2 separate regions of the Homo sapiens genome follow, and region 2 is linked to region 1. A link is a loop called in an ENCODE intact Hi-C map of the cell type or tissue named here. Cell type or tissue: PC-3. All regions are shown on one strand. Each heading gives the region's core, and the rest is flanking DNA. Links, peaks and the distances in the headings are about the cores only.

What was found. Hi-C counts contacts between places; a loop is a spot of excess contacts. Peaks named below come from ENCODE experiments on the same cell type or tissue, not always from the same donor. Only the 100,000 strongest peaks of a DNase experiment are listed, where the experiment ranks them.
Region 2: it touches region 1 in a loop (4-fold over the local background); 10 of 110 quality-filtered maps call a loop at or near these places.

The regions. Positions count from the first base shown.
Region 1 is chr7:27,779,827-27,790,125 of GRCh38, reverse strand. It overlaps TAX1BP1 (Tax1 binding protein 1), which reads right to left. Exons shown (of 17, transcript NM_006024.7): 6 at 4,815-4,963; 7 at 4,637-4,727; 8 at 2,523-2,708. Among named protein-coding and RNA genes, the nearest start is that of TAX1BP1-AS1, 44 kb to the right of the region's middle. In PC-3, for the core only: a CTCF peak has its summit at 5,477 (motif pointing right); DNase peaks (open chromatin) are centred at 5,575 and 7,085; H3K4me3 peaks cover 1,008 bases; H3K27ac peaks cover 2,117 bases.
Region 2 is chr7:28,087,429-28,097,727 of GRCh38, reverse strand. The region is part of intron 1 of JAZF1 (JAZF zinc finger 1); the gene reads left to right. Among named protein-coding and RNA genes, the nearest start is that of JAZF1-AS1, 88 kb to the left of the region's middle. In PC-3, for the core only: CTCF peaks have their summits at 896 (motif pointing right), 3,710 and 3,913 (motif pointing right); DNase peaks (open chromatin) are centred at 917 and 3,917.

The sequences.
Region 1 (10,299 bases), core at 1,183-9,182:
TATATTCATAAATTCAATAATAACTTACTTATCTGAGAAGGGATGAGGATTACATTTTACTTTGTATCCTCATGTACTGTTTAAATTTTTTTATAACCATCACCTCAAACTACTTTCACAATCTTTTAAAAGCTTTAGCAACTAGTAGTCATTTTTCTCAGGTACTTCCATAACTACGCTTTTCCTCACAGAAGTCTTGCTTAAATAGGAAAAAGATGCTTAGAGAAATTTTTAGCATCTTATTAAATAACAAATAATCAAATACACTTCTCATGTTTGCACTGGCAATCTGTTACATTAAAAAGTAACAAGGATTAACCATTAATTCTAAATGTCATGCGCTTCTGACGTTTTAGGTATTACATTAACTATGTCTGAGTATTTTTAATAGCAAATTACTAAAAATAACATCATAAGAAATAATGAATCAATCAAGGTAAATCTATATAATGGAATATTATGTGGCCATTTTTTTCAAATGAGGAAGATCTCTACAAACTGATATGGAGTAACTAGCAACTTATTTTGTTCAGTGAGAAAAAGGTGCAAAATGGTATGTATAGTAGCGCTACCTTTTTTAAGAACGAAGAGGATAAAGAAGGATGTATGTACATGTACACATGCATATATAAGCTTATTTTTACAAAAAGAAACATAAGAATAAACTAGAAACTTATGAAAATGTTTATCTATGGGCATAGGTAAGAAAAGGGTTTAAAAAAACAAGGAAGAGATTGAGACCTCAGAGTAAAATTTTTCTATCATTTTGACTTCTGAACAAAGCAACTGTTTTACATATTCAAACAATAAAAATAAATCAAACAGAAGAATAAAAGCAAATATTAAAATTAAATACAAGCAAATGAAATTATATTACAAATTTATAACATAGGTATGCAAAAAAATAGTTCAAGTAACTTTTGAACATGGCGTTTCTATACATCCTTAGTGAAACATATTCTAAGAAAAAAGAGCTGTAAAAATACCTTAGCTTTATTTAGTACATTTATTGTTGGAAGTGGCATTGATGTAATAATTGTGAAAACACTGGTGTGTACGGCTGGATGGAAACACATGAGTAATAATGATGTTTGGGAAACAAGAGTTCTCACATTGCGAGAAGAGAGATATAAATATGGAATGGAGCAAAGGAAGGAAGAATCCTAAGGTACTAAATCTGAATTGGAGCTATCAATATAAATTAAAGATGCAAAATACCCACTGAATGTGCAAAGCAGCAGCCCCATAGTAGCAATAGGATCCAGTTCTTGGTTTCAAAATACCATTACCTACTAAAAAAAACAGAGTTTCTTGGAGAAATGGTAATATCAGGTCTGGGGGAACAACCTGAAGTTAGAACATACAGTTGTGCCATAAAGCAAGAAAGTATTCAAAGCATTATAGGAACATATCAGGACAAAAAAGCAGGCTTGAAAAGGTTCCCCTGGTTAAATTCAGAACAATTTGGGTATGAAAAAGAATAATGATGATTATGCATAATATGCAGCAAAAAATCAGTAAGTCCAAAGTTATATTTAAAAAAGAGGGAAGGGTGACAGGAATGTCCTCATGATAAAAGATTACCTACAAATAAATGTAGAAGGCATAATAGAATTTTTTAAATCACCATTTTTCTATCATTAATTATTACCAACATAATAGCTGATGCAGGTGAGGAGCATCAAAGGACAATAAAAACATTGAGGAAAGGCTGTTGGAGAACAGGGTGTTTATACAGATTGCTTAATAATCACAAACAGGGAAAGAAAAGAAAGGCACCTATATAGAGACAGGTAGGCATAACTTTAAACAAATTATTAAACCTAACATTATCAAGAACGAAACAAATTGACATTATATAACTTTTGATATGACTCCAACAGGATGGACAAAACATCATCTATGTCTTTTCTTGCAAAAATGTCTCACCTGAATCTAGTCATGAGAAACAACAGACAAATCCAGATTATAGAACATTTTCTCAGACTAGCCTGTCTTCTCCAAAAATATCAATGTCATAAAAAGTGTAGGGACACTATTCTAGACTGAAACCGACTCAAAATACAACAATCAAAATAATATGTAGTCTTTGACTAACTGTGAATCACAAAATTTTAAAGATTATATAAGAATACATTTGGGGCAATGTGATTGTGAACTAACTATGAGAATGACTGTTATTCAATCAGTGCTAAATTCTTAGGTGTAATAACGGTGTCATGGCTATGAAGAAGAATGCACTTGTTCATAAGGGAGACATGCTAAAGTATTTAGAGTAAATTATCGTAATACTTGCAACTCACATCGCTCAGAAAAAAAGGCATATAAATGAGGGAGATAAAACAAAGAATGGCAAAATATTTTAGGGTACATCAGTATTCATTGTTCTGTTCTTCCAACTGTTTTGTAAGTTTGAACTTTTTTAGAACAAAAGCTTGGGGGAATTAAAAATGAAAATCATATTGCATACATTTCATAGGTATGTTTTACAATCTTCAAATATATATAGCAAAAGTACTTACTTTACTTGAGGTTGTAAGCAGGAAAGTTCTTTGCAGATTTTCCTTTTCAGCCAAACATAACTGCAGCCTGCCAATCTCTTCTTTGAAATGAGTAATCACGCTTTCTTTGTTCCCATCTAAATTTTTTAAAGTCTGGACCTCTGACATAAGCTTGGTATTTTCTATTTCTGTATTCTTCAAATGTACCTGTAATGGTGTTTGAAAATGTCAAGAATATTCTAACTCCATGACCTAAGTTAGTCAAAGTTTAAAATACCATTATATTTCTAACCCAAAGACAACGAAAGGAAGGAAAGACATACTAGACTAGGATTTAGGAGACCCAGGTTCTGCCAAATGACTAGTTAAGCATGCAGGAGCAGAACACAGCTTTTCTAAGCTTTTTTATTTTCCAGAGAGATTATTCTAAGCCCTAACAACATCACCTGATCTCTAAAGTCTTTTCCTTTGATTTAATGGTTTCAGGTTCTCTTTAAAAATGCAAATAGATTTGGTTGTTCTTTTGGGGAAACAAATTATGTTATTTGGCATATTCAAATCTGGCACGACAAGACTCTGGAAAACTAGAAGGGGTGCATTCAAAAACAACATCTCAAACAATTCCATTTTCTGCAGGCGAAAAGTACGATATCATTTAGTTTCAATGTGCTGAAAAATGTATTTGTTGACTAACCCAACTATATTGATTTTCCCATGACTCTCGCTATTGCTGATTTGCTCCTAACACACATACAAATCAAATTCAATAACTGGAATTATAAATACAGACCTGTAGTGTACACTATCAAGTATATCCTGCTTTCGTTAAGAGTACTGAGGAGAAATGAATTAACTTACTTCTTGCACTTTACTCTTTAAATATACAGAATGCTGAAGGACTAATTCCTGTTCACAAGGATAGAATATTAACTCCTGATTCTCTGAAGACATCAGCAACCAACACCCTTGCAGCATCACTTTAAAACGCTACCTGATGTTCATAATCATCAGCTCATTAAATTGACTTAACAAGAAACGGACTTAACTCAGAATGTTCTTGAAATTCCTCATCTGGAATTGCCTTCAGGAAATGCTTATGAGCCACTTAAAAAAATAAGTCTCAATTTGCACCCACAGCATTACTGACAATTAAGCTAACTACCCTATATTTCAGGGTTGCTTAAAAAAATAAATAAATAAAAACTGCCAGGCACGGCGGCTCACGCCTGTAATCCCAGCACTTTGGGAGGCTGAGGCGGGTCAGGAGATCGAGACCATCCTGGCTAACATGGTGAAACCTCGTCTCTACTAAAAAAATACAAAAAATTAGCCGGACGTGGTCGCGGGCACCTGTAGTCCCAGGTCCTCGGGAGGCTGAGGCAGGAGAATGGCGTGAACCCGAGAGGCAGAGCTTGCAGTGGGCCGAGATCGCACCACTGCACTTCAGCCTGGGCGACAGAGCGAGACTCCATCTCAAAAAAAAAAAAAAAAATTCAAAACTTCAAGCGGTCAAGATTTGTTAGCAGTGAGGATATTTTTACAAAATGACATCTCTGAAGATATTCTAAAAGTCAAACTCTAAAATGGGATTATTACTAAATTAATGTTCTCCCCAATGTGTATATATATATATGTTCTTAAAAAGGAAAAATAGTTACATGAATTGTGATAAACAAGTATCTTAATTCCATTAAACCTCTTCAACTTATTACACACTACCTGTTAAGTATCTAAAACAGCAGCAAATTAATTCCCTGAAAACTAACTTTTAGGGGTGATATACAACATGACTGTGACTTCCTCCTTGCTCTCTCCTGGATCACTCACTCTGAGAGAAGCTAGCTGCCATGCTGTGAGGATATTCAAGCAGCCTATGAAAAGACCACTTCAAGAGGAGCTGAAGGTTCTCCTGCCAAAAGCCACTGGAGTAAGCCATCTTGAAAGCAAACCCTCCAGTCCCAATCAAGCCCTTAGCTGACTGCACCCCTTGCCAACATCCTGACTGCAACTACACAAGAGGCTAGAGCCAGAACCACTCAGCTAAGCTGCTCCTAAATTGCTGACCTACAGCCCCTAAGTTCTGGGGTCATTTCTTTTGAAGCAACAGGCAATAGATATGGTAAAAAATAAATTACCTTATAAAGTTCCTTTTCATCCTTCTCTGTCTTCAACTGACATTCAAGTTGTTCTCTTTCATGTTGTGCCTTCTTGAGTTTGTCCTTTAAACTAAGATAGGTATGATAAAGTAACATTATAATGTTTTAAAGTTTTAAAATTTTTATTGAATTTATTTTTTAAAAGCATGAGAAATACCTGTCTAATTCGGTTTCTTTTTCAATTGCTTTATGTGTTACTGACACAATATCTTCCTCAAGCTGATGGGCTTTGGATGTAGCATCACTGAACCTCTTCTTAAACTCTTCATTTTCCATTTTTAAGCTTTGTGTTACTTCAGTAAGACCCTGAGAAGTGACAACAAGGTATTTTGAGAAAACACAGAAACATAATCAGTAAAGCAAATTTGCATATCTTTAAGAAAACTATGTATTCTTAGAATTTTAATCCCACATTTGTTCCCTCCAAATTTGAGAAGCTAAGACTATAAAACTTGAAATGATAACATATATTTAAATTTTCATATACTAAATTAATCGATAATTTGTTTTTTGTTTGGGGTCTCACTTTGTCACTCAGGCTGCAGTATGGTGGCACAATCACAGCTCAGGTGATCCTCCCACCTCAGCCTCCCAGGTAGTTGGGACTACAGGCACCCACCACCACGCCTGGCTAATTTTTTTTTTAATAGAGACAGGGTTTTGCCATGTCACCCAGGCTGAAACTCCTGGGCTCAAACAATCCTCCTGCCTCGGCCTCCAAAAGTGCTGGGACTACAGGCATGAGCAATGATTCGTTTATTTATATACATTTTCCCCCCACCTTCAGACTTTTCATGTACCCTGTATGTTGATTTTACTAACTTTTCTCCACCAGGGGGCAGGCAAGAAAAATGAGAAAAAAATTTTAAAAATTAGTCACGACATATCAAGTCTTACACGACACCATCAAGGTTAACACCCACTTTTTCTAGCACAGGTCACTAACTGCCATCAAAGCACTAACATATGCCTAAAGCCATGTTCCTAATCTTCTTGCCAGTGTGACTCAGAGGCCTAAACAAATATTCAAAGACACTAAGACAAATATAAAAGAGGTAGTAAGTGCAACAAATTGAATGTTGAATTGAATTTCTACTTGGAATATTCTACTTTAAATGGACAATTCATAAGACTCAAATATAACAGTGTATATAGGGAAGTGCTTTGTTATAGAAAACTATATTATAAAAGAATTGGTAAATTAAGATAAAATTATTTTTATTAAAGAACAATTTTAAAATTTCTCCCCAAAACAGTAATACTTACCTACCCAGCAACAAAAACTAAAAAAATCACCGTTCTGCCAAGTTAAAAGTATGAAAGATTATATAGTATTTATAATTCACTTTAATTCACATAAAAGAACTCACCCAAGTATTTTCTTGATAGAATATCATTTTAAATATCTTGCTAGAATATGAACATTGCTACATTATTTTCTAAAAGTCAGATACACCCTATTGACTTATTTTTGGTCAAAGCAAATGTTTGTCTGACTGAATTTGTAACACTAACCAAAAACTGTTGTACAAAATGCTTTTTTGGTTCCAATGCCATAATACCAGAGAAAAAAACAAATAATATTTATTTCCTCTGCAATCATAATGATTGCTGTGAAATTGGGCACATTTTCAGGATTTGTCTTGTTGATTTATAAAGATGGCCAGAGAGGTTTCTAAATAATGTTCACATTTTTTTTATTTTTAGTTTTACCACCAGTGCTCTCTTGGCACTGCAAATACACTACAGATTTAACCCAAGTATTTCTCCCTAGGACAAAATTACTTTCCAATCCTGTAAGTAATGAAGCCCTATAACGGGTATACAGCATTCTACAAAATGCATAGGAAAAGAGAAAAAAATCACTAGCAACTGAATGTAAATCATGAACTAATTGCTTTGAGTCAGTTAACTTTACAGTGAATTATAAATTAACTCTGACTACAACAAGCGTCTTAGACTTTCTCTGGTGCCCATAAAGGCACCTGATAGCTTCCCAGCATACAAGCCTCCTTTCAAAACACATGAAAACGATAAAGTAAGGATTATTCTTCAGGCCTGTAGTTTTCACGTCTGAGTTAAGCATAAGCATCTTCAATGTGGCTCCGTCGTTCTTAGCATGAAAAAGCTAAGAGCTTTGCCATTTCAAACAACTAGGAATCATGCTTTCAAAAATTAACTTTAAAAGATAAAATCTAAAAGACAATTTTTCTAAAACACTTTTAGTCATTTGTAAATCATGCCAAAAGGACATCATAATTCTAATATTAAAACAAAGAAAACCTCCATCAGATAATTAAGCCTGCTACATTGTATGCCGATATGAAAACAATCATAAAAATTGGGGCAAAGGGAGATAAAGAGATTTGAGTACTTCAGATTCATGCAGGGACTTTCCTCCCACTCCTAAACTAAAAAAATCACTGTTTCCATGAGCCACTATTACCAATTCCCACAAGTCATAACTCTCACTTATGAATAACCCGATAAAAAGATTATGAATCATTCATCTAGGTGGCTAAACACATTTTAAAAGTATTTAAAATAACAGAGCACATTTATTCTCATGTTAAAAAATAAAATTCTGATTATAAACAAAAGCATATGAAGAAACCAGATACAGTATCACTAACAATTATCTAGAAAAAAGGTATGGTATTCTAGATTCACACATACACAGAGTAAAATTTAGTAAACTAGCACCTGAACACTTTAAATAACAAATTATTGACAAAACAATTATTTATGAAAATTGCTAGTCAGATTTTAAATCAAATATCACTCATTTTACTTAATCTGGCTTTTCTCAAACACCTAATTTTGAAATCAACTATAATACCAAGTTATGATGACAGCTACACAGACTATAAAGACATCTTCTCTGGTTTCTACAAATCCACCAGACAAAAATATAATATTTGGCCGGTGTGGCAGCTCACATCTGTAATCCCAGCACTTTGGGGGGCCTAGGTGGGTGGGTCACCTGAGGTCAGTAGTTCAAGACCTGCCTGGCCAACATGGTGAAATCCCATCTCTACTAAAAATACCAAAGAAAAAAAAAATTAGCTGGGCGTGGTGGTGTGTGCCTGTAGTCCCAGCTACTTGAGAGGCTACTCAAGCAGGAGAATTGCTTGAACACACGACGTGGAGGTTGCAATGAGCCTAGATTATGCCACTGCACTCCAGCCTGGGCGACAGAGAAAGACTCCATCTCAAAAAAATAAAATAAAATAAAACAAGAAAAGAAAACAAAAAGTTTTTAAAATGGAAAAATCTTATGGAATTTGGATACAAAGAAAGAATATTTTTGCACAGCTGTACATGTTTGTGTTTTGAGCTAAATGTTATTTCAAAAGAATCAAAAAGTTTTTAAAAAGAGAGTGAAAATGTTACAGTGAGCTAAGGTTAATTTATTTTTGGAGAAAAAAATATTTTATACATTTAGTATAGTCTGGCCAGGTGCGGTGGCTCATGTCTGTAATCACAGCATTTTGGGAGGCCGAGGCGGGCAGATCACCTGAGGTCAGGTGTACGAGAGCCTGGCCAACATGGTGAAACCCTGTCTCTACTAAAAACATAAAAATCAGCCAGGTGTGGTGGCGTGCACCTGTAATCCCAGTTACTCCGGAGGCTGAGGCACAAGAATCACCTGAACCCAGGAGCTGGAGGTTGCAGTGAGCCGAGATCACGCCACTGCACTGTACTCCAGCCTGGGCAACAGAGTAAGACTCCGTCTCAAAAAAAAAAATTAATTAATTAATTAATTTAGTGTAGTCTAAGTATACAATATTTATAAAATCTACAGTAGTGTACAGCAATGCCCTGGGCCTTCACATTCACTCACTACTCACTCCCTGAATAACCTAGAGCACTGTCAGTCCTGCAAGCTCCATTTGTGGTAAATGCCCTATACAGGTATAACAAATTTTACATTTTATACAATATTTTTACTGTACCTTTCCTTTTCTAAGATATCTAGATATGTTTAGATACACAAATATTTACCATGTGTTACAACTGCCTACAGTATTCAGTACACTAACATGCTGTACAGGTTTGTAGCCTAGGAGCAACAGGTTATACCATATAGCCTAGGTGCGCAGTAGGATATACTATCTAGGTTTGTGTAAGTACACTCTATGATGTTTGCACAAAGAGGAAATCATCTAACAACACATTTCTAAGAACGTATCCCCATTGTCAAGTGGTGCATGACTATAGTAAAAAATGTGAGGGCTACCTTCAATTCACTGAAAAATCTGCTATGAACAAATGTACTTAAATTCAACTTTTACAGAAAATAACAGATCCAAGCACTATTTTTGTGGTTGGAGTGGAGAGGAGGGGGAAGAGAGACAGGCTACAAATATATTAGTGTCTAAATTATTTCCTGAATATGAATTTATTCCACAAACTAGTGATTTTTTTTTAACATTAGGTTTCATATACATTTTTAAAGAGTTAGGGAATAAGTAAAAAAATTTAGGGTAGTATAACTTTACTTAAAATTACCTTTTAATTAAATTGAATGGGAACTACTCAATGATGTAGTCTTATGAAATAAACTATGAAAATGCTTCATTGTACAGTTCTGTACTTATCAATACAAAAATTATGGGTTTAAAAGTATATAAATATATTGTAGAAATAATATATTATGAGTTTCTTAAAACTATTACTTTGTAAAGCAGGTACAAAATTAAAGTAATTGGCTTGAAAGAAATATATTGCTATGTATACATAAGTTATAATCATCACCCCATGTATTAAAATTAAGCCTTTTGTATCTTTTCTTGATGACAATTGGCAAAAACAAACAAAAACAAATTCAATGAGATCATAAATTCAAAACTGGTTTTTGGCAATTCCATGTATTAGATACTAAATGCCTTAAACTGCCTCTGTCCAAAACCAGGTACCTAATGCTATGATAACAATAACAGCTATCTTGAGAGCTACTGTGTAGGAAATGTTATGTGCTTTATGTATAATACATTCTCATTTGATGAGCACATGGCCTAAGAATTAGGAACGACTATAAGGCTCGTTCACATGAGAAAAGTGAGCCACAGAGAAGTTAAGTAGTTTATCAAAGGTTACACAGCTAGTAAATGGAAGAACTGAGAATGATTTCAACTTTCCAATATCTTTAAACAAAAGTTTTCTAAAATAATAACTGAAAATTTTAATAATTGAGGTACTGAAATTTTGGTAATTTGATTTTTATCTACTCTTGATATGACCTTTCTTAACAGTGGTACTAATAAATAGATTAAGTTATAAGATACTCTCCAAAGATAACTTCCAGATCTCATTCACAAACTGCTAAATTCAAAGACTACTATATTGGTGTTGTGTGTTGTGGCAGAGACTGCTGGTTGTCTGCCAAATTATGACCTCCTTTCAACCATAGTAACTACATATCACTGCCCAACTATACTGTATTCCCAGCTTCTCTTGCAATGCATTATAGTCATCTAAATTATCATCAGTTAAATATAAATGAAATGATATATATTACTTCCACCTCTATAACTTACACTATTGATCATGCCTTGTCTAAGATCTCTTTCCCCTTTCATCCAGCTGAAACCAGGATATGTCAGTGACCAAGTTTCTATCACGAAGACATAAATTCTCTA
Region 2 (10,299 bases), core at 828-8,827, 310 kb before region 1:
AACCTTCCCCTTCATTCAGCTACCTGAAATCCCACCTCCTCCCAAAGGACTTGCTGACTGATTCGTAGACAGCTGTGATTTCTTCTTGCCCCACCCTTTATATATCCAGCTCCTTCAGCTCTCCCATTTCTTGCTTCAGAACACAATGTAGGTCCATTCACTTAAGTTAATGTACCTGTGTTGTTCTATTGTATCAATGTGTGTGACTTCATCTATTTTAGGAAACAAGCTCTGAGGCAGGAATTTGGCTTAACTAATTTATACAGGGCTTAGTAAAAGGCTCTGTGGAATTAGAGACACCTAATAAATGCTTCAGACTTTTGAATTGATGCTGTAATCATTTTAATGGAGGCTGATGTTGTATGTGTTTAAACAAATGGCATGTTTTCCAGCAACATTCTGGCAAATTAGCAGCATCTAAATTTAAAAAAAAAGTCTGTACTTAGAAAATGAATTTTGTAAACTGTGGTAACATGCAGTTATTTATTGCTGAGCTGATTTAAGCAGAGGCCCAAATGCAGTGGTGGGAGCCAAGATTTCATTTTTTGCAATATTTGTTTTCTGAAAAGTTGGTTAGTGTGGCAGAGGTTGGGTGGGAAAGTGGGGGTGGGGGGTGATTTAAAGGCATTATTGTTAACTTAATGCATATTTTAAAGAGTTAGTTAAAAACCCTTTATATTAGGTTAGCAGGTGTGATTTGGCACCATTTCTTTCTACACATGTGCCCTTTTCATTAGGAATGTGTGCCTGATGTGGTGCAGATGGCATTTAAGCCACTTGGTAATATTTTCCACAACCTGTTCTTAGTAATTAGGCTTGAATTTGCTGTTTCAAAATACTGAACGTCTTTTGGCAACTTTGTAAAAACGAAGGAACTTGAAATGTGGTCAGTATACCAGCAGAGGGCAGTGTAAGCCAGTGTTTCATTTGCAGTCAGCTTCCCACGGCCATGGCTGCTTTTCCACACCCCAGAGCTAGAATGTTCCCATTACTTTATTTGAGATATAGATGCAATTTGAGAATTAAAAAAAAAATTGCAAATGAAAAAGTTAAAAAATAGTCTCTTATTGGCCATCTTGTAGTAAGAAGATAAATTGTTCAGAACAGATTTGAGCTGCAGTTCTGTTTTATGAATTTTTCCTTGAATCGTCTATCAACATGCATGAATGATTATGTGAAAAGTGTAGTTCTTATGTAAATCATTTTGCTAATGCACTTAAAAGACAAAATATTTAATTTGATTATAGATGTTTTTCCTTGCTCAATAGTGGATAGTAAGATTTTCATTATGTCTGTAAGGGTTTCAGTTATTTTTATGACAAGGGAAAGGTCATTTCCGACATATATGGTCCAGTCAAGTTAACCTTCAGAGAATTAACAGCAAAGGACTGCTTCTTGTCATAGCTTATTGTGCTTTATAACCAAAAGTGTTGCCTTTTACTCATAGTTTTTTCCTCACCACAGAACTTCTCGGACAACCCTAACCACTGGCCCTCTTGTTCCCTTCATTCTTGTTTTCTCCAACTCCAAGAGCGGACAGAGGCCCTGCCTCCCACTTCTCTCTTCAGTGGCCTCCCTCTCAGTTCTGCTTATCCCTCTCCCTTTTAGTGTCTTCTGTCTCACGCCATCCTTGATGCTATGGAATGTTTGTGCCCCCCCCAAATTTCATATGTTGAAGCCCTAACCCCCAGGATATTTGGAGATGGAGCCTTTGAGGGGATGATGAAGGTTAAATGAGTCATACGGTTGGGGCCCAGTAAAGGCTAGTGCTAGTATAAGAAGAGGAGGAGCACCAGAGCTCTCCGTCTCAGCCGTGTGAGGACACAGCAAGAGGGCCAGCCTATGAGCCAGGAAGCAAGGCCTCAGCAGAACAGTCCTGATGGTGCCTTGATCTGGGACTTCTGCCCTCCAGAATTGCTTCTGTTGTTCAGGCCACTCTGGCTGTGGTATTCTGTTATGGCAGCCTAAGCTGACTGATGCCCTCTTAGGATCTCACAGGGATTTGACGTTCAGCGGAGGGGACCATGATTACCTGTTGGAAGGCAGCAGAGGCTCTGCTAGAAGGACAGGTGGACTGAAGATGAGCAGAAAGCCAGAGAACTCCTTGAGGTAGGGACTTGATATGGTTAGGGTTTGTGTACCCACCCAAATCTCATCTTGAATTATACTCCCCATAATCCCCACGTGTCAAAGGAGAGACCAGCTGTAGGTAATTGAATCATGGGGGTGGTTTCCCCCATGCTGTTCTCATGATAGTGAGTTAGTTCTCACAAGATCTGATGGCTTTGTAAGGGGCTCCTCCCCCTTCACTTGGCACTTCTCCTTCCTCCCTGCTTGTGAAGATCATGTTTTGCTTCCCCTTCACCATCCGCCATGATCGTAAGTTTCCTGAGGCCTCCCCGATAATGCTGAACTGTGAGACAATTAAACCTCTTTCCTTTATAAATAACCCAGTCTTGGGCAGTTCTTCATAGCAGTATAAAAATGGACTAATACAGGGCTTGCCTAGGAGGCCCAACAGAGTGAACAAATATGTAGAATGATTGTGGTGCTCTTGATGGAGAATGAAGAGAGGGACTGGGATGAAACTGAAGACTTGTGGGAATAAGATGGGAGAGGTTGCGTGGAGCCTTGAAAGTGGTTTGGCTTTGGTGCTGTGGGAGCTTCTCAGATTCGGAGATGGCACACCCTTGGGGTACATGTGGGTATCAGGTAAGCCAAAGCATAGAGACTGTGCCCTTCTCTGGGGTGCCAGTTTTTCTGGATGGAGCTTCTTTCTTGTTGGGACTCCACATGTATTTCTGTGTGTTTCCTCCTTGTCGTCTTACTAAGGGAGCTTTGGTAGGACGATTGAGGGCAGTGGAGGAAAGAGGGCATTGTTAAAACATCATGAGCAGGCGCAGCTCGGCCCTTGGTCCCCTCTGGCCACAGGGTGGGGCTGAGCTGGCAAAAAAAATAAAAAATAATAATTTTTAAAAAGCACCATAAGCAAAACATGAATAAGTGGAGGTGAAGCAGGTGTTCTTGCCTGGAAGGAGAAGCTTCGGGTCTGCTTGCCCATGTTCCTTCTGCCAGAAAATTTCAAGTGCTGGGTGCCTACTGGGTTCCTTCTTCCCCCATGGCATTCCTGTAAGATAAATGGCTGCTTTTCAGCAGATGACAGTTTGGAGACAGAAGTTATTAATGTGTATAGGGTCGCAAAAAAGTTAGCTGATGTGTCAGAACAGAAACCCAGGCCAGGCCAAGCCTCTCCAGGCTTTTCGTGCTACGGAGCGGATAGGCAGAAGCGAGCAGCCCTGGAGACTCGGTGCCGGGGCTGGAAAGGAGACTGCTGATGTTTGGCGAGTCAGCCCTTTGGTTTCTGTCTTGTTCCTTGCCAGCCGTGGGACCTTCAGGCTGGCAATGTAGCCTCTGTTCTGAGTGAACATTAGGGATCTGTATTGATGGGAAAAGGGAAGAAGGGATATCGGGGAGGCAGACAACGATTTACTTTTAGATCCTCTCTTGATCCGAAAAAGAAATACAAATGTCTGTTGCCTCCGAGCAGATCGAATGTTGACTTCTACTTCAGAGGGTTACATTGCTGATTTATGCATATTACCATGTCTCATAGCCTTACCCTATTTTGAACCTCTGAGTGGTGGGGACATTTATCACTGTCTGAAATAATTTTATTTATGTGCTTTCATAGTTAATGTCTGTCTCTTGCTTTGGCCACACAAGAATCTAAGTTCCAAGCTTTGCGAATGAATATATGGAATACTGAAGAGGGAGGGTCAAGTTGTCCTGAGCACTGAATGCATTCTTCCCTCCCTGGCTCCTGCCCACCCACACCCTTACTTTTGTCTGCAGCTCATTCTAAAAGGCATTCTTGTTATTGGCTTGTTTGCAGGCATTGCCACAGGGGGGCGCTACAGCATTTGAAAAGAGACAGTGGACAAGCATCTGCAGGCAGGCACCTGTCTTTTGGGTTTGCCCAAAGCTCGGTGAGAAGTGAACTATCACTGTGGCACTCTCTTCATTTCCCCCTGAATGGGCAAAACAACCCAGTGAACGCGCCGCCTGAGAGAGCTGACTGGATTTTAGCAATGTGAAATGGTCATATACCAGGAGAAATTTTTAGTAAATTGAAAGGAACATATGTAAGTGGTAATTGATGAAGAATCAAGTTTTTCAGATAAGTTTGAAGTTATCCAATCAGTAATTTTTTTGTCTGCAACATTGTAGTAGTCTGTTTTCACGCTGCTGATAACGCTGCTGATAAAGACATCCCAAGACTGGGTAATTTATAAAGAAAGAGTTTCAATGGACTCACAGTTCCGTGTAGCTGGGGAGGCCTCACAATCATGGTGGAAGGCAGAAGGCATGTCTTACATGGCAGCAGACAAGAGAGAATGCGTCGAGTGAGGGAAACCCCTTATAAAACCATCAGATCTCGCAAGACTTACTGCCACGAGAACAGTATGGGGGAAACCGCCCCCAGGATTCAGTTATCTCCCACCTGGTCCCTCCCACAACATGTGGGAATTATGGAGCTACAATTCAGTATGAGATTTGGGTGGGGATACAGCCAAACCATATCAAACACCAAATTCACAGATGCTAATTAATGGTGGGAAGTAAGGGGTGATAAGTCACACTGAAGTATTAAAACATCAAAATTTTAAAATGCTTTTAAAAAGATTGTGCCCTTCTGTGTTCTTCCAGTGCACATGGCAACTAGAACACTTTGTAGAAACCCTTTCAGGGATATGTTTTAGGAAAGATATTTAAGTTACATGAAATAATGTTTTGATTATTTGTCTATGAATGGAAATTTCTAGATAAAAATTTCCTTTTTTTCTTTTCTTTCTTTCTTTTTTTTTTCGAAACAGGGCCTCACTCTACTGCCCAGGCTGGAGTGCAGTTGTGTAATTACGGCTCACTGCAGCCTCGATCTTCCCAGGCCCAGGTGATCCTCCCACCTCAGCCTCCTGAGTGGCTGGGACTGCAGGCACAAGTCACTACACTCAGCTAATTTTTTTGGTTTTTTTTCTTTTTGTATTTTTGTAGAGATGGGATTTCACTATGTTGCCCAGGCTGGACTTGAACTCCTGGGCTCAAGCACTCTGCCTGCCTCAGCCTCCCAAAGTGCTGGGATTATAAGTGTGAGCCACCGCATCCAGCCAGAAATTTCTAAAAGCAGTTCTATGAAGTAGTTTAAGCAGTTTCTTTTCCTTTTCTTCCCTATTTTAATTTTTTATATACTTTTAATATTGCTTATCCCTTTCTGAACAGGCAATATAACATCAAAGCTCAGTCCAACCGTGTATTTTAACTAAATAGAAGCCAAAATAAGGAGCTGTCATTTCTAAAAATGAGATCTTTTTATTTCCTTCTTCCTCTACTTTGACATTAGTTGTTTTTTTTTTTTTTTTTTTTTTTTTTTTTTTTTTTTGCCTTTTGTCCCTGAAATGGGATGTTAGAGTTTAGATTATTGCTGTCAGGTTAAAAAAAAAATTGAAACTAATTAGAAGTTGATAGTTTAAACATTGACTCCTACCCATTGAGTGCCCTTTATATATGTAATTACAGTGTCTACATATATACACAAATACAACATTGTGTTTACATATATATGTGAAGTCATATGTAATAACCCAAATATACCCTCAATGAGAGGAAAGAGAAAATATTGAAAAGTTTCCCCAAATCTAAACCTTTTCTCACTAGAAGTTGAATGTTGCCATGTACTTGTGTAATTAAGCCATCGTAGCAAATTTTCTGCTACGGTAACATACTTGGACTGCATGAAATGTTATTGCCAAGTTGATTTTACAAGGTTTTGACCTATTGACATGCTAAGGTAGAAGGTGTGAGTCTTTTAAGTTCCATTACACAGGATTCAAGGACCCATCATCATTTAAAACAAGAGAATATTTTCCAGTTGGGCCATACACACACCGACTATTCTAACAGCAATATGAATGTTGAAGTGTATTTCTGAATTTTAAAACCCCAAAGTAATAAAGTTTACATTAAACAGATTTTCCTTTGATCTCTCTCTCTCTCTCTCTGCATGTGCATATATATGTGTGTGTCTGTGTGTGTGTATATATATATATGTTATATATATATAATATATATGTATATTTAACTTACATTGAAATCTTCATTCAGGACTTTGTTTATTCAGGTTAGTATTAAGTTGATTTTAAGAGCATAAAAGAAAGTAAAACTGTATTCTCTTTTCTCAAAAAGTGGATTTAATGGGAAATACCTAAATAAAAAAAAATCTAAACTATTTTAAGAATGTTCTTAGTGGTGAAAATTGTTATGGTAGCATATTGGGAGCAAGGGAAAATGCCTCATAAATACCTAGTTTAACAACTGTGGTTTTAAATAGTCGTGAAAAATAACATGACTGTTAGGAGGAAACATTAAATATTCATGAAAATATGGACTTCTAGTTGAGACATAATAAAAAATTGAAGTTCAGGTTGACAGAAGAAAGTGCATCTCTCAAAAGTATGTAAAAATATGAATAACATTATTTCCCCTGATATAATTAGAAAAAATAGTAATAATTTTAATTAACTTTTAAGTTAAAAAACTAAAAAAAAGGCCGGGCGCGGTGGCTCACGCCTGTAATCCCAGCACTTTGGGAGGCCGAGGCGGGTGGATCATGAGGTCAGGAGATTGAGACCATCCTGGCTAACAAGGTGAAACCCCGTCTCTACTAAAAATACAAAAAATTAGCCGGGCGCGGTGGCGGGCGCCTGTAGTCCCAGCTACTCGGGAGGCTGAGGCAGGAGAATGGCGTGAACCCGGGAAGCGGAGCTTGCAGTGAGCCGAGATCGCGCCACTGCAGTCCGCAGTCCGGCCTGGGTGACAGAGCGAGACTCCGTCTCAAAAAAAAAAAAAAAAAAAACAACTAAAAAAAAGTCTGTGGAATAGAAAAAAAAATAAGAGCTTGAATAGGAAAAGAGGAAGACAGAGAATGAGGAGGTGTGGTTAAAAGTCGGGTAAGCTGGCTTTGATTCAGGTTCCACTAATTACTAGCCTATGGCCTTGGGTAGATTAGGCAGTGAAGCCGCCTCACTTTTCTTCTCTATTATGTGGGAGTACTAGTACCTGTGTTGGAGGATATTGTGATGCTCAAAGGAGATATTTTAAACAGAGTGAGTTTTTACTTTTCATGTAGATAGAATAGGATAATGCTAAGAATGCACTGTAACACTAAAATAATTTCCTTTTGGCATGTAATTGGCCTAGAATTTATACTAGAGTCTTATGCTTTGATTTAATAATGTTTAAAGTTATGAAAAATAAGATGAATGGGCAAGTTAGGCAGTTATTGAAGAAACTGGGGAAACCCAGTATTAAGATTGCAGTTTGACTGGATATTAGCATCTTCGTTAAGCAGAGAGATTTGTTGTTCATGATGAAGAAGGTGATGATGATGATAATGGCAGTTAATGTTCATTGAGTTCATAAGGTATGTTAGGCACTATAAGAGCTATACAGGCAATCTTATCCAATCTTCACTATAGTCCGATGAGGTAGGTTCAATCATTAAACTGATTTTTAAGTTGAGGAAAGTGTGGTTTAAAGAGGTTGAGTAACTTGTTAGTATCTACAGTGGATATTGGGATTGAAGCCCTGGCAGGCAACCTTGATTCTTGACTGACAATGGCACCATACTGGATTTGATGGTACCTGTGGTTAACTTCTTGGGGACCCAAATCTTACATGGACTTTTGAATCTAAATGATGTAATCTCACCACGGAGTTTCTTGTTTCCCTCACATCTCAATTTCTCTCATCTTGTATTTTACTATATGTAGTCAGGAAGAACCAAGCTCCTCTTTCAACACTTAGAAATTTCCTCAGCTAAATAGCCAATTTTATCACTTGCCAATTCTACCTTCTACAAAATACTAGTACATGAACACAGTTCAATCAAGTTCTTTGCCACTTTATAACAAGAATTTACTTTTCTTAATTATTCAATAACATGTTCCTCATTTGTCTGAGCCTTCATTGGACCATCCCTATTTCTACGACATTCTGAACAGGATTACTTAAGTGTTTTCCCAGAAGATGAAAACTTTCTATATATCTCTCCTCTTTTCTTTCTGAGCCCTCACCAGAATCACCTTCCAAAGTCCCTTCACAGCAATGTCAACATTTTCTAGCATGTACCTTCCAGCCTCTCTACGCGTTAACCAGTTCCAAAGCCACTCCCACATATTTAAGTATTTGTTAAGGCAGCACTCCACTTCCCAGTACCAATTTCTGTTTTAGCTTGGGCTATTATAATAGAATACTGGTATTTATTTCTCATGGTTCTAAACGCTGGGAAGTCCAAGATCAAGGTGCTAGCATAATTGGGTCTGGTAAGGCCCTCTTCCTGGTTTGCAGATGGCTGTGGTTTTGCTGTCTTCAAATAGTGCAGAGAGAGAGGAAGCAAGTTCTCTCAAGTCCCCTCTTATAAGAGTATTAATCCCATCATAGGCAAGGACTCCACTCTTATGATCTAATTACCTCCCAAAGGCCTCATCGCCACAGACCATCACATTGGGGATTAGATTTTTAAGTTTCCTTAAATATTCAGTACTATTATTGTTTTGCTTTCTGTTTCTGTTTTATTATTTTCCTCTTGTATTGCTCATTGGAATGCACTGTGATGACCAAGTGTATCCAAATGGGAGATTATGTCTTGGGAGCATTTTTATTCTTGTTGGAAATTGGTGATGATTGGAAATATGATGAGTATGCGCAGTGCTGATGATTTGTCCAGTGTCCTCCTAGTTTGGAGATGTTGGTAAAATAAAATTAATTGAAGGGAGGAATTAACATGAGAATCAAGCCCATTATTAGTTTAAGAATGAATTTATCCTGAGAGAGATTATGTAAACTCACAGAAACATCCATCCCTGCTTAAAACAATAAAAGAGAAACACAAGGGACAACAGAATGCAAATAGTGATTTAATGGCATAGTGGTGGTTTGGCAGGTGAAAATAACAGAGTTCTAACAGAGGAGAATCAGAGGACCAGTCCTTGGGAATGGAGACAGGCCCCCTTTTCTTTGGGAGATATTAGGACAAGGGTTGGAAGTAGAAGGAAAAGGAGACACTCCTTAAACAAACCTAGCTACACTTCATCACACACATCTCTGACTTTGATCCCTGTGGCAGGAAGCACTATTATTAAAATTGGGACTTACTGAGGTTTTCTCATGTAATTAGGAAAAGGAAAGGTGTGTTTGACAGTGGAGCCTTTAGATCTAATTACCTGCAACCTAGTTGTGGCTCAGTGGTCAGAAGGGAGCCACCAATAGCACTTATTAATGTATTGCCTAATTTCCTTATAAGGCACAGGGAGCCAGTAAGAAAGCTAGCTCCTAGTAGCAAAATATCTCAGAATCCAGAAAGGATTTAGCAATGCGGAAGAGAGACTTGCAGAAAAATGTAGAAGTTGCAGTTTTAAAAGTGATGAAACTTTCGGAACATGATACCAGTTGAAACTGCTGTTGGCTACCATGTCCCTGCACCACTGTCTCTTGCAGCAGATTGTAGCCCCGTGGTGTTAACCCTGAGTGACTGTTAAGCTCCGTGAAGGGATGTGTTTTCAGACCCCCTGGTTTTCAGGCTGTTTCTGTTAATGTAGGGCATCTAATCTGTATGAGGGGGGCAAGGATGTAGTTCAAAGCTGGCAGGGAGACATCCACTGGGAAGCAGGACTTGTCTTGGTAATTGCTTAAAAGAAATAAAGGCCCTTTGTCAAAGCCTTCTCTTTATCTCCTGTATTCCCACTAGGAAAAAAAAGTGGAGAGGAGAAAGAAAATATACAAGAATACTGATTTTGACTATTTTTTTCCTTTTTAAAATGGACATTTTCATTGATTAAGGAAAACAAAAGGAAGGAAACAAAGATAAATCTAGATTTTGGTGCTCCTTCTTTGATATAGACAAATGACCTCCTCCTTGCATTCTTCCTGATTAGGAATTTTGAAAAACCTTATGTCGACTGATGACATTCTAAAGCTCACTATCCTAAGAAAATGAGTCCTTGATAAATTTTTCTTTGCTTAGAAGCAAGAGATGATTAACTGTATGCAAAGGGTCTTCATTTTATGTGTCCTTTTTCCCCTCAGAAAATGGAGAGGTTGGTTGTTAATACAGACCAACAGTACATTTCTGAATGACGTTATTTTCTGAATTAATGCTGCACTACTCTATTTTTTTTTAAATCCTATTTTGGTAAATGTAAACTTTATATCAAAAATGAAGTAAACAAAAAGGAAAATTCCCCA